Regions from separate parts of the Homo sapiens genome. Here region 2 is linked to region 1. A link is a contact called in ENCODE Hi-C or POLR2A ChIA-PET data. All regions are on one chromosome and are shown on one strand. Each heading gives the region's core, a stretch centred on a gene start or an enhancer-like site at or near the end of the contact. The rest is flanking DNA. Distances are from core to core; before and after follow the strand shown.

Evidence for each region. A loop is a pair of places that touch in the nucleus more often than their neighbours do. ChIA-PET counts read pairs that join two places held with the same protein, here RNA polymerase II (POLR2A). Pooled maps may share reads with other maps.
Region 2: a loop to region 1 is called in a pooled map, with 10 times the contacts of the local background. The contact joins the promoter of SPAST here to the promoter of TRMT61B in region 1. A Hi-C loop is called at or near these places in 6 of 50 pooled maps. POLR2A ChIA-PET finds 5 or more read pairs at or near these places in 2 of 52 experiments (activated CD4-positive, alpha-beta T cell and activated naive CD4-positive, alpha-beta T cell).

Annotation. Positions count from the first base shown.
Region 1 is chr2:28,866,482-28,871,767 of GRCh38, reverse strand. TRMT61B (tRNA methyltransferase 61B) reads left to right here and starts at 1,459. Exons shown (of 7, transcript NM_017910.4): 1 at 1,459-2,189. The coding sequence starts at 1,491. RefSeq lists enhancers at 1,117-1,266, 1,497-1,666, 1,281-1,805, 2,435-2,949, 2,950-3,465.
Region 2 is chr2:32,061,932-32,067,055 of GRCh38, reverse strand. SPAST (spastin) reads right to left here and starts at 3,500. Exons shown (of 17, transcript NM_014946.4): 1 at 2,810-3,500. The coding sequence starts at 3,224. RefSeq lists silencers at 2,637-2,766, 2,797-3,216, 3,277-3,416 and enhancers at 2,788-3,588, 3,637-3,706.

The DNA.
Region 1 (5,286 bases), core at 210-2,709:
CTCTGCAATGCCACTTGTCAGCTATGCATCTTGACCAACTTATTATTATTATGTTGCACGTGGGTCTTGAAATCCTGGGCTCAAGCAATCCTCTGGCCTGGGTCTCCCAAAGTGTTGGGGTTACAGGTGTGAGCCACCACTCCTGGTTTCCCCAAATTATTTAATCTCCCTGGGCCAGTTCTTTTACTCATAAAATGGATTTGTTTCTAACACAGAATTGTTGGAAACTTAAATGAGTGTCTAACGTGCCTCGTATTGCCAGACTCTCAATAAACTTTTGCCCAGTCAACTAATATCCAGCAAAGAGGCTAGCGATTTTTCTTTTTTTTTTGAGACAGAGTTTTGCTGTGTCGCGCAGGCTGGAGTGCAGTGGTAGCTCGATCTTGGCCCGCTGCAACCTCCGCCTCCTGGGTTCAAGCTATTCTCATGCCTCAGCCTCCCTTGTAGCTGGTATTACAGGCGTGCACCATCGCGCCCGACTAATTTTTTTCCCCCGAGAGGAGTTTTGCTCAGTCGCCCAGGCTGGAGTGCAGTGCCGAGATCTCAGCTCACTGCAACGTCTGCCTCCCGGGTTCAAGCGCTTCTCCTGCCTCAGCCTCCCGAGTAGCTGGGATTACAGGTGCGTGCCTCCACGCCCAGCTAATTTTTGTATTTTTAGTAGAGACGGGGTTTCACCACATTTGCCAGGCTGGTCCCGAACTCCTGACCTCAAATGAGCCGCTTGCCTCGGTCGGCTTCCCAAAATGCTGGGAGGCTAGTGATATTTAACGCTAAATAACTCTGGCCTCCAAAGATACCTGTTTCCATTTTAAGACACTTCTATTTCGTTTTGGGAGGGTAAACTAGTTATATTTTAATAATGAAAACATGTGTTACATAAGCACATAGTGAGTACTCGAATCAACCTCGGACTCTCCGGGCGTGAGGGGTGGGTGAGGGGACCGGCAGGTGGTCACAGCCCCATCAAAAGGGAGTTGGGGCTGGGGGATGTCGCGGTCAACTGGGAAAGGAGAGCCAATCAGCAAGTGGCGCGTCCCACGCCGTCTGTCAAATGCATCTGGGGGTTAGCTGTACTCATACATCTTGTGGGTGACTAGGTGACTTCCGTGTTCAAGACACAAGCGAGCTAAGCCTGGGATTTCAGTTTGCACAGCGCTTTGTTAAGTTTTGTCTCTCAATCTTGCTGTCCAAGAGCGAACCTGGAGGTCGTCTGTTAGCGGTAAATTCTTTACCCACATTCCGAAAAGGAAAACGGCGGCCGCGCGCGAGGACATATTCCTTGGATGGTCACTCAACCAGGACTCCGCTGCTCCCGCGCCCTAGCTTGACCTAGCGCACCGCCCCCTCCCCGACGCAGGCGCAGTCGCGGAGCTGTAGAGCCCCACGCAGCTGCAGAGCCATCGGGCTGCTGCGCCATGCGCGCGACTGGGAAAGAAGGGGTCGCGCTAGGCTTGCGTCACTCGTCTGCGACGGCGCCTTCGCGAAACACTATGCTAATGGCATGGTGCCGCGGTCCTGTCTTGCTGTGCCTGCGGCAGGGGCTCGGAACCAATTCATTCCTGCACGGCCTGGGGCAGGAGCCCTTCGAGGGAGCTCGGTCACTGTGTTGCAGGTCCTCGCCTAGAGACCTGCGAGATGGAGAAAGAGAGCACGAGGCGGCACAAAGGAAAGCCCCAGGAGCAGAGTCTTGCCCATCTCTCCCTCTGAGCATCTCGGACATTGGGACTGGATGTCTTTCGTCACTGGAAAACCTCAGACTGCCGACGCTGCGGGAAGAGTCATCCCCTCGAGAGCTCGAGGACTCGAGCGGAGACCAGGGCCGGTGCGGTCCCACACACCAGGGATCCGAGGATCCTTCGATGCTCTCGCAGGCCCAGTCCGCTACCGAGGTCGAAGAGCGTCACGTCTCCCCTTCTTGTTCAACTTCCAGAGAGAGACCCTTTCAGGCTGGGGAACTGATTTTAGCTGAGACTGGGGAGGGAGAAACAAAATTTAAGAAATTATTTAGGTTGAACAACTTCGGACTCTTAAATAGTAACTGGGGGGCAGTCCCGTTCGGCAAGATCGTGGGGAAGTTCCCCGGCCAGATACTGAGGAGTTCCTTCGGTAAGCAGTACATGCTGAGGAGGCCAGCCTTGGAAGACTATGTAGTATTGATGAAAAGAGGGACTGCCATAACATTCCCAAAGGTAATGCGATGGAGATAAGGTGTGTATTGGTTTCAGGAGGGGCAAAGACAGATGCAGTACTCAGTCCTGATTAATGTATTCAAAGACATCTCAGAACGTTTGGATTTTTTATTGTACTCAGGCTTTTAAAATAAACCAATGGTTATAACTTTTACATATCATGATGAAAATTAGCATTAGGGAACGGCTAGATTTTAATTTTAACTTAGGAGTCTCGAGTCCCTTATTTGTAAAATGTGGATAATAGCTCAACTTTCTGTTAGGGTGATGTGAACTCACTACGTACATAATAAGTACTAATTTTGTTCCCCATTACTCTTAAGTTTATAACTTCAGGACTCAAGAGAATGTTGAACTCTTAGGGAACAATTTTTTAGTACTACTATGATGATATTTTAATATTCAATAATCATGTTACAAGAGTATATTAACAATAGGTACATTACGGTGCTTTTCCCCTTTTAGGGAAGAAATAGAGTTTTATATTACAATAGCTAACATTCAACACCAAACATAAAATGACTATTCTTTATTAAAAAGTTAACTGCCTAAAGCCTAGTTTCAGTCTTTTTTTTAAGACAAGTTCTCACTCTGTCATCCAGGCTGGAGTGCAGTGTTGCGATCTTGGCTCCCTGCAACCTCTGCCTCCCGGGTTCAAGCGATTCTCCCACCACAGCCTCCTGAGTACCTGGGACTACAGGCATGCACCACCACCCCGGGCTAATTTTTGTAGAGACGGGGTTTCGCCTTATTGCCCAGGCTGGTCTTCAACTCGTGGCCTCAAGTGATCCGCCCACCTCGGCCTCCCAGTGCTGGGATTACAGGCGGGAGCCACCGCGCCCAGCCCTAGTTTGAAGCTTATGCTAATCATCTATTGCTAGCAGATTATTTCAATCCTTAGTCACAGTCCTTGAGTAGAATGTTCCTGTGTAACACAACTCCTCCTCCTTTCTCCAGATCAGGATTCATTCGTTATTTATTCAGCAAATTGACTGCCTTCCATACTCAAGGCACTGTTTAGGGAAGTATAGTGTTGAACTGCAGTCCTCACCCTCAACATAGACCTTACATTCTAGAAGGGGTGACAAAGAACAAACAAGTAAATGAAAGAATAAGGTCATTTCCAGTAGTGTTAAGTGTCATGAAGACAAATATATTAACAATGACATTGTTTTGGGTGACCTGGGGTATGAGCATACTTTATGTCAGGTGAGGAGAGATGGTCTCCAAGGAGGTACACTTGATAGGAAACCTAAATAAGGAAGAGCTTGCCTTGTAAACAGATCTAGGAAGAGAATTGTTCTTGCAAAGGGAGGAATGCTGCAGAGTTTCTGTTGTGGCCTCAATGGGTCAGATGAGGGACCCCGTATGAGGTGTGGTTTGAGTATTTTATTCCATTTGTAGTGAAGGACCATTAGAAGGTTCTTAGTAGGAATCCAGTCTGTATTTTAAACGGTCTACCCAGGGACTAAAAAAACTTTCCTCAGAAACTTAGGCTACTGAGGTATAATAAGCTTTTTTTGTTTAAAGACAAGGTCTTGCTATGTCACCCAGGCTAGAGTGCAGTGGCTCAATCACCTCTTACTGTAGCCTGAACCTCCCAGGCTCCAACAATCCTCGCACCTCAACCTCCTGAGTAGCTGGGACCACAGGTGCATGCCACTATGCCTAGCTAATCAAAAATTTTTTTTGTAGAGTTGGGGTCGCCCTAACTTGCCCAGACTGGTCTCAAACTTCTCTAGGCTCAAGGGATCCTCCCTTGAGGGTGCTGGGATTACAGGTGAGAACGACCGCTCCTGGCCATGGTATCATAAGCTCTTGAAGAAAACTAAAAGACTTTCGTAATTTTATCTTGCTTCCCCGTGTCTCCTTTCTCCCCATTAGACAAAATCAGGAGAGATTAGTTACATTTCATGAAGTTATAAATATGCATATTTAGTATACTTTCTGCCTTTCCATTTGTTACAGATAAAAGTCACATTGTTCCACTCTAAGGAGGAATTTAAGTACTAAATTTGTTAGGTGTTGACTTCTCTTTATAGCTTCCAAGTAATGGCTGGAGATAGTTTTACTTCAACTTCTACAACTTTGAAATGCTTGAGGGAATACCTTCACTGATGTTTAAAAACTGATCTCCCTGTTAGAATTACATAATTCCATCTTAGTATTAAAAATATGACCAGAGGCAGAGTGCAGTGGCTCACACTTGTAATCTCAATATTTTGGGAGGCTGAGGCAGGAGGATCATTTGAGCCCAGAAGTTTGAGACCAGCCGGGGCAACATAGGGAGACCTTGTCTCTACAAAAAATAAAAAATTAGCCAGGTATGCTGGCACACACTTGTGGTCCCAGCTACGCAGGAGGCTGAGATGGGAGGATTGTTTGAGCCCAGGAGTTTGAGGCTGCAGCGAGCCATGATCTTGCCACTGCACTCCAGCCTGGGCAACAGTGTAAGATCCTATCTCAAAAAAAAAGTGAGGGGGCAGGTGCCGTCACTCACACCTGTAATCTCAGTGCTTTGTGAGGCCAAGGCAGGAGGATTGCTGGAGGCTAGGAGTTCAAGACTAACCTGGCCAACATAGCAGGACCCCATCTTTATAAAAAATAAAAAAAAAATTAGTTGGGCATGGTGGTACATGCCTGTGGTCCCAGCTACTTTGGAGGCTGAGGTAGGAGGATTGCTTGAGCCCAGAAGTTCGAGGCTGCCGTGAGCTACTATTGCACTACTACACTCCAGTCTGAGTGACAGAGACCCTGTCACCAAGAAAATTTGTTTACTAAATTTAAAAAAACAGTTTTTATTAATATCATCCGTAATATTTGTGTTAACAAAAACAATTCCAATTATATGTTTGGCAAGTGGGTCCTCCAATCTAGTAATAGCATAGTCTCTTTTTTTTCTTATATAGCAGGGCTCCCCTACCCCCAGGCTGAGGACTGGTACCAGTGTGTGGCCTGTAACAGGGAACCGGGCCACACAGCAGGTTAGCGGTGGGTAGTGAGCATTACTGCCTGAGCTCCATCTCTTGTCAGATCAGCCATGGCATTAGATTCTCATAGGAGTGCAAACTCTTGTGAACTGTGCATGCACCAGATC
Region 2 (5,124 bases), core at 2,251-4,750, 3.2 Mb before region 1:
TCCTTGCATGTTCTGACTTTCTCTTCCTAAATAAAACAATTAAAACAGTTTTTTTTTTTTTGGTTTTTTTTTTTTTTTTTTTTGAGACAGTTTTACTCCTGTCACCCAGTTCGGAGTGCAGTTGCACGATCTCAGCTCATTGCAGCCTGAACAACCTGAGCTCAAGTGATCCTCCTACCTCAGCCCCCCAAGTAGCTGGGACTACAGGCATTTGCCACTGCGCCTAGCTAATCTTTGTATTTTTCACAAAGACAGGGTTTCACTATGTTGCCCAGGCTGGTCTCAAACTCCTGGGCTCAAGCAATCCACCCACCTCAGCCTCCCAAAGTGCTGGAATTACAGGCATGAGCCACCGTGCCCAGCCAAAAATGACCTACTTTTTTTTTTCAAGACGGAGTCTTGCTCTGCCGCCCAGGCTGGAGTGTAGTGGCACGATCTCGGCTCACTGCAACCTCCACCTTCCAGGTTCAAGCACTTCTCTTGCCTCAGCCTCCTGAGTAGCTGGGACTACAGGCATGTGTCACCATGCCCAGCTAATTTTTGTATTTTTAGTAGAGATGGGATTTCACCATGTTGGCCAGGATGGTCTCAAACTCTTGACCTCATGATCCACCCGCCCCGGCCTCCCAAAGTGTTGGGATTACACGCGTGAGCCACCATGACTGGCCCAAAAAATGATCTACGCTTAAACATGTTCCTCTATTCTAAAACTTTGCAACCGTTTTAATTCTCCCCAAGGGATCCTGGATGTTCTTAAGAGGTGATAAAGAATGGAGCTTGCTGGGTGGGCACAGTGGCTGACACCTGTAATCCAAGCACTTGGAAGGTCGAGGCAGGCGAATCACCTGAGGTCAGGAGTTCGTGACCAGTCTGGCCAACATGGTGAAACACCATCTCTACTAAAAATACAAAAAATTAGCCAGCCGTGATAGGGCGCACCTGTGGTTCCAGCTACTCGGGAGACTGAGGCAAGAGAATCGCCTGCGTCTGGGAGGCAGAGGTTGCAGTAAGCTGAGATCACGCCACTGCACTCCAGTCTGGGTGACACAGGGAGACTCCATCTCAAAAAAAAAAAAAAAAAAGAATGGAGCAGTTAACAAAAAATTTCCTTCTACAAACACATAGTATTCTTAAATGTTAACACCCTCCTTGACCTCTCTTAACCGTCACTCTTTCCTTACTGTCCAAAACAATGAATAACTGCCTCTTTCCTTATATCCCACTTCCCACTCCCAGGCCCCACAAAGGAAACAGGTTTCAACAAGATTGAAATTCTAGAACAGTTTTTGGAGTTGGCAGTAGAGACAGACACTATGAATGAAGTGCAGATTGTTTCTGTTTTCACTAATGGACAATGCAAGTGAGTATCTAATTGAGGTGTGGTAGAAAAGTGGGTGTTTTTGGCAGAGGGAGAAGCAAGATCTCAGCATACTGGAAGTAAGGATAAAAGGGGAGAATTGTAAAAGTTAGACTTCTCCTAATTTCACTTATTTTCCATAAAAGAAATTTCATTATTAGCACAGGTTTGGAATAACCTCCTTTATCTTTTGGGCCTCATTTTCTTCATCTCTAAAATGCTGATACCAATAATACCTTCATCTCACAAAGTTATTGTGAGGATTAAATAACACTTTTCATGGTCTGGGATGGTTGCTATTTTTTTTAAAAAGAAAAAAGATAACACATGCAAAGCTAATAGCACAATGCCTGGCACATATAATAAAAAATGTTAGCTTAAGGCCAGGCGCGGTGGCTCATGCCTGTATTACCAGCACTTTGGGAGGCCGAGGCGACCCGATCACGAGGTCAGGAGATGGAGACCATCCTGGCCAACATGGTGAAATCCCTACTCTACTAAAAATACAAAAATTAGCCAGGCGTGGTGGTGCGTGCCTGTAATCCCAGCTACTCGGGAGGCTGAGGCAGGAGAATCGCTGGAACCAGGGAGTCGGAGGTTGCAGTGAGCCGAGACTGCACCATTGCACTCCAGCTTGGGCGACAGGGCGAGATTCCGTCTCAAAAAAAAAAAAAAGTTAGCTTAAAAGAAACCCGAAAGATGTAGTATCCTTGCTTTCATTCAGAAACATACATAGTTGTTTTAGGTTTTACTGTAAAGTGGTATGTTTAAGTTTACGCAATCCATTCATCAAACATTTCAACTTGGAAATTAAAGGCTACTTTGGAATACTGTTTTAATTAAAATCAAAGCAACAGGGGGAAAAGTTTTATGCTAAATATAACTTCATTGAAAAAGTATTCAGGAATCGTTGTACTGATAAAATGATTATCTTGATTAAAATGATGCAAATTCAACTGCAGTCATATGCAGCTATTTCTTTCAAAATTGTCACCATTTGTTCTTTTTTTCTGACACTACAATACTCTGCTTTCATTAAAAGCCAGTAAGGCGGCACTGCTTCTTCAATATCAAAACCTTTTGGAAACCTTGGTTCAGAGGAAGCTGCACACTCTTCACAGTGCTAGAAAGGATCAGTGTGGTCACTCTAGGACAAATGTCACTGTCATCAACACGTCTGGGTGTCTCATAGTGACCTGGGTCATGCAGAAGTGTGGGGGAAGGCTGGTGTCTGAAACAAAGTCGACAGCTACAGTGCCCTGAAAGGGGAGAGGTTTTAAGAATACTAGAAGATGAGGCTCCGACCTACGGGAAAGCAGTCTCCCGGGGCATATCAATTCCGGGGGTGCACCGTCCCCTCCCGCAGAAAAGGGACGCAGGTGTTGCCCTCCCCCGGCGACCCCACCGCCTTCTTCCCGGCGCCGCCGCCCCCTCCCCCAGCCCCCTAGTTACCTTTCTCATCCTCATCGATGCGCAGGGCAATGGAGATGTACTCGAAGGCCTGTTTGTGGAAGACTCGGACGCGCTCGGCCTCGCCGCCCGGCACCGGCGCCGGGGCCGAGGCCGAGGCAGGTGCTGGCGCGGCCCCGGAGCTCCTCTTGGCTGCCATGAGGGCGCGGGAGAAGCGCTGGCAGAGCCACACGAAGAGGAGCCCCAGGTGGAAGGCGACCAAACGCAGCAGCGCGAAGCCTACAAACAGCGGGTAGGAGAAATAGTACAGGTTCCGCTTATGCGGCGACTCGGGCGGAGGGGCCGGCCCGGCGGCGGGAGGGGCGGGGGCCAGGCAAGGGGGCGGAGGCCTGGGAGGCACCGGGTTGCTGGCGCCGCCGGAGCCTTTCTTCTTCCCTCGTCCACCCGGAGAATTCATTCACAGCTCTCACTGCCGCCGCCGCCATAACCCGCCTCCCGCAGACCGACGGGAACCAAGCGACGGCGGCAGCCACTGCTACGGCGGGGGCCACAGACCCCCGTGTGCCCGCCGGTCTCAGGAGCTCCGCACTGCCGCACGCTGCCCGCCGGCCCCGCCCCTTTCTCCTTCCTCGGCCAGGAGCACAACCCCTTCTCCTCCTGCAGTCGGTGGCTCGGGCCCCTCCCTTCCTGTCGCTGTCCTCTCCGCCGCCTGGTGGCTCCCAGCGGCGGCCGCGCACGCGCACGTCTTCCCGTGTTTTTCTCCGGCGCGCGCGCGCACGGCGCGTCTTTGTTGACCGGGGCCCCTGTACGCGTGTGCGGCCCCCGCCTCTCGGCTTTCCCACTCAACTACAGTTCCCAATGTGCAGTTCGGCTCACGTCGGCAGCCCTGGAGAGCTCCTGCCAGGAAGCCTTCGTAATCGATCCACGGAAGGGGGAATTGCGGCTTGGGGTCGCTCTGCTGGTTCGCTAGGCTCCTCTCTCAGTGTCGTCGTTTTCTTAGATTTCTTTCATCTTTTTCTGCCAGGCGACCTAAGTCTTCTCCGAAGGATAATTGGCCCATCTCAGAAGCAATGGATATCAATCTGGGAATTAAATTAGCCGGGCGTGGGGGCGCGCGCCTGTAGTCCCAGCTGGTTGGAAGGCTAAGGCCGGAGAATCGCTTGAACTCGGGAGGCAGAGGCTGCAAGTGAGCTGAGATCGCGCCACTGCACTCCAGCCTGGGCGACAGAGCGAGACTCCGTCTCCAGAAAAAATAAAATAAAAATTTAAAATCTGGGAATTATTTGAGAGGAAAGCAATTGTGAAGATAAGAAACTTCAGGTCACTGCAAACAACAGCAACAAAAATGTTAGCTCAGTGTGATGAGATCAACTAACCCAGGGGTTTAACTAAATTAGTGCATATTTAGATGTCTAATATGAAAGATAATTTATTTGAATAAGGGAAATCTTAGGTTTTGCATAGTTACCATCCCATAGTTTACTGAAGAATCTACACTTTTTTTTTAATCTACTCAGCATCCCTTCCTTTGGGAAACTACCTGCTTGTCTCTGCTCCCTGTATTCTAATGAGCTGCAAGCACAGAACCCAGACCGCAAAGGCGGAAGCAAACACTAGGTCAGTCAGATTCTCCTGGGACCTGGAATCTTGGCTGGAGACCCACCGAATAGAAAGTAACTGGAAACGAGTGCTCTTAAGAGCGGGTTTATCAATGCATCACATTGAGCTCCCCCAGAGCTGCTGGGTTCCTGACTGGTCACTTGGTTATGTAATCTATCCAATACACTAATCAGTCTGTTTCTCTGTTTCTCTCTTCCTCTCTCCTTTCCCCCTTCCTTCCTTTCGTCTTTTCCTCTCTCTCCCTCTCTCTCTATCTCCACGTCTTTTTTCTCTTCTCTTTCTCTTTTTACTTGAGTTAGCCATAATTATTTCTTGTTTCCTAAAACTAAGGAAGCCAAACTGATAAAAAGACTCCGTTATTTACAATGTGAGGTTTCCAAATGCCCCATGAGAGCTTCCAGCTTCCAAGAATCTCCACATTCTGCCACAGCTTTATTTTTTTATTTTTTGGACAGGGTTTCACTCCATTGCCCAGGCTGGAGTGCAGTGGCGCAAACAACATGACTCACTGCAACCTCCACCTCCCTGGCTCAGGTGATCCTTCCACCTCAGCCTCCCGAGTAGCTGGGATCACAGGCACACGCCACTGGGCCCGACTAATTTTTGTATTCTTTATAGAGCCAGGGTTTCACCATGTTGCCCAGGCTGGTCTCCAACTCCTGGGCTCAAGCAATCCGCCTGCCTCAGCCTTCCAAAGTGTTGGGATTACAGGCATGAGCCACCCCATCGCGCCCCCA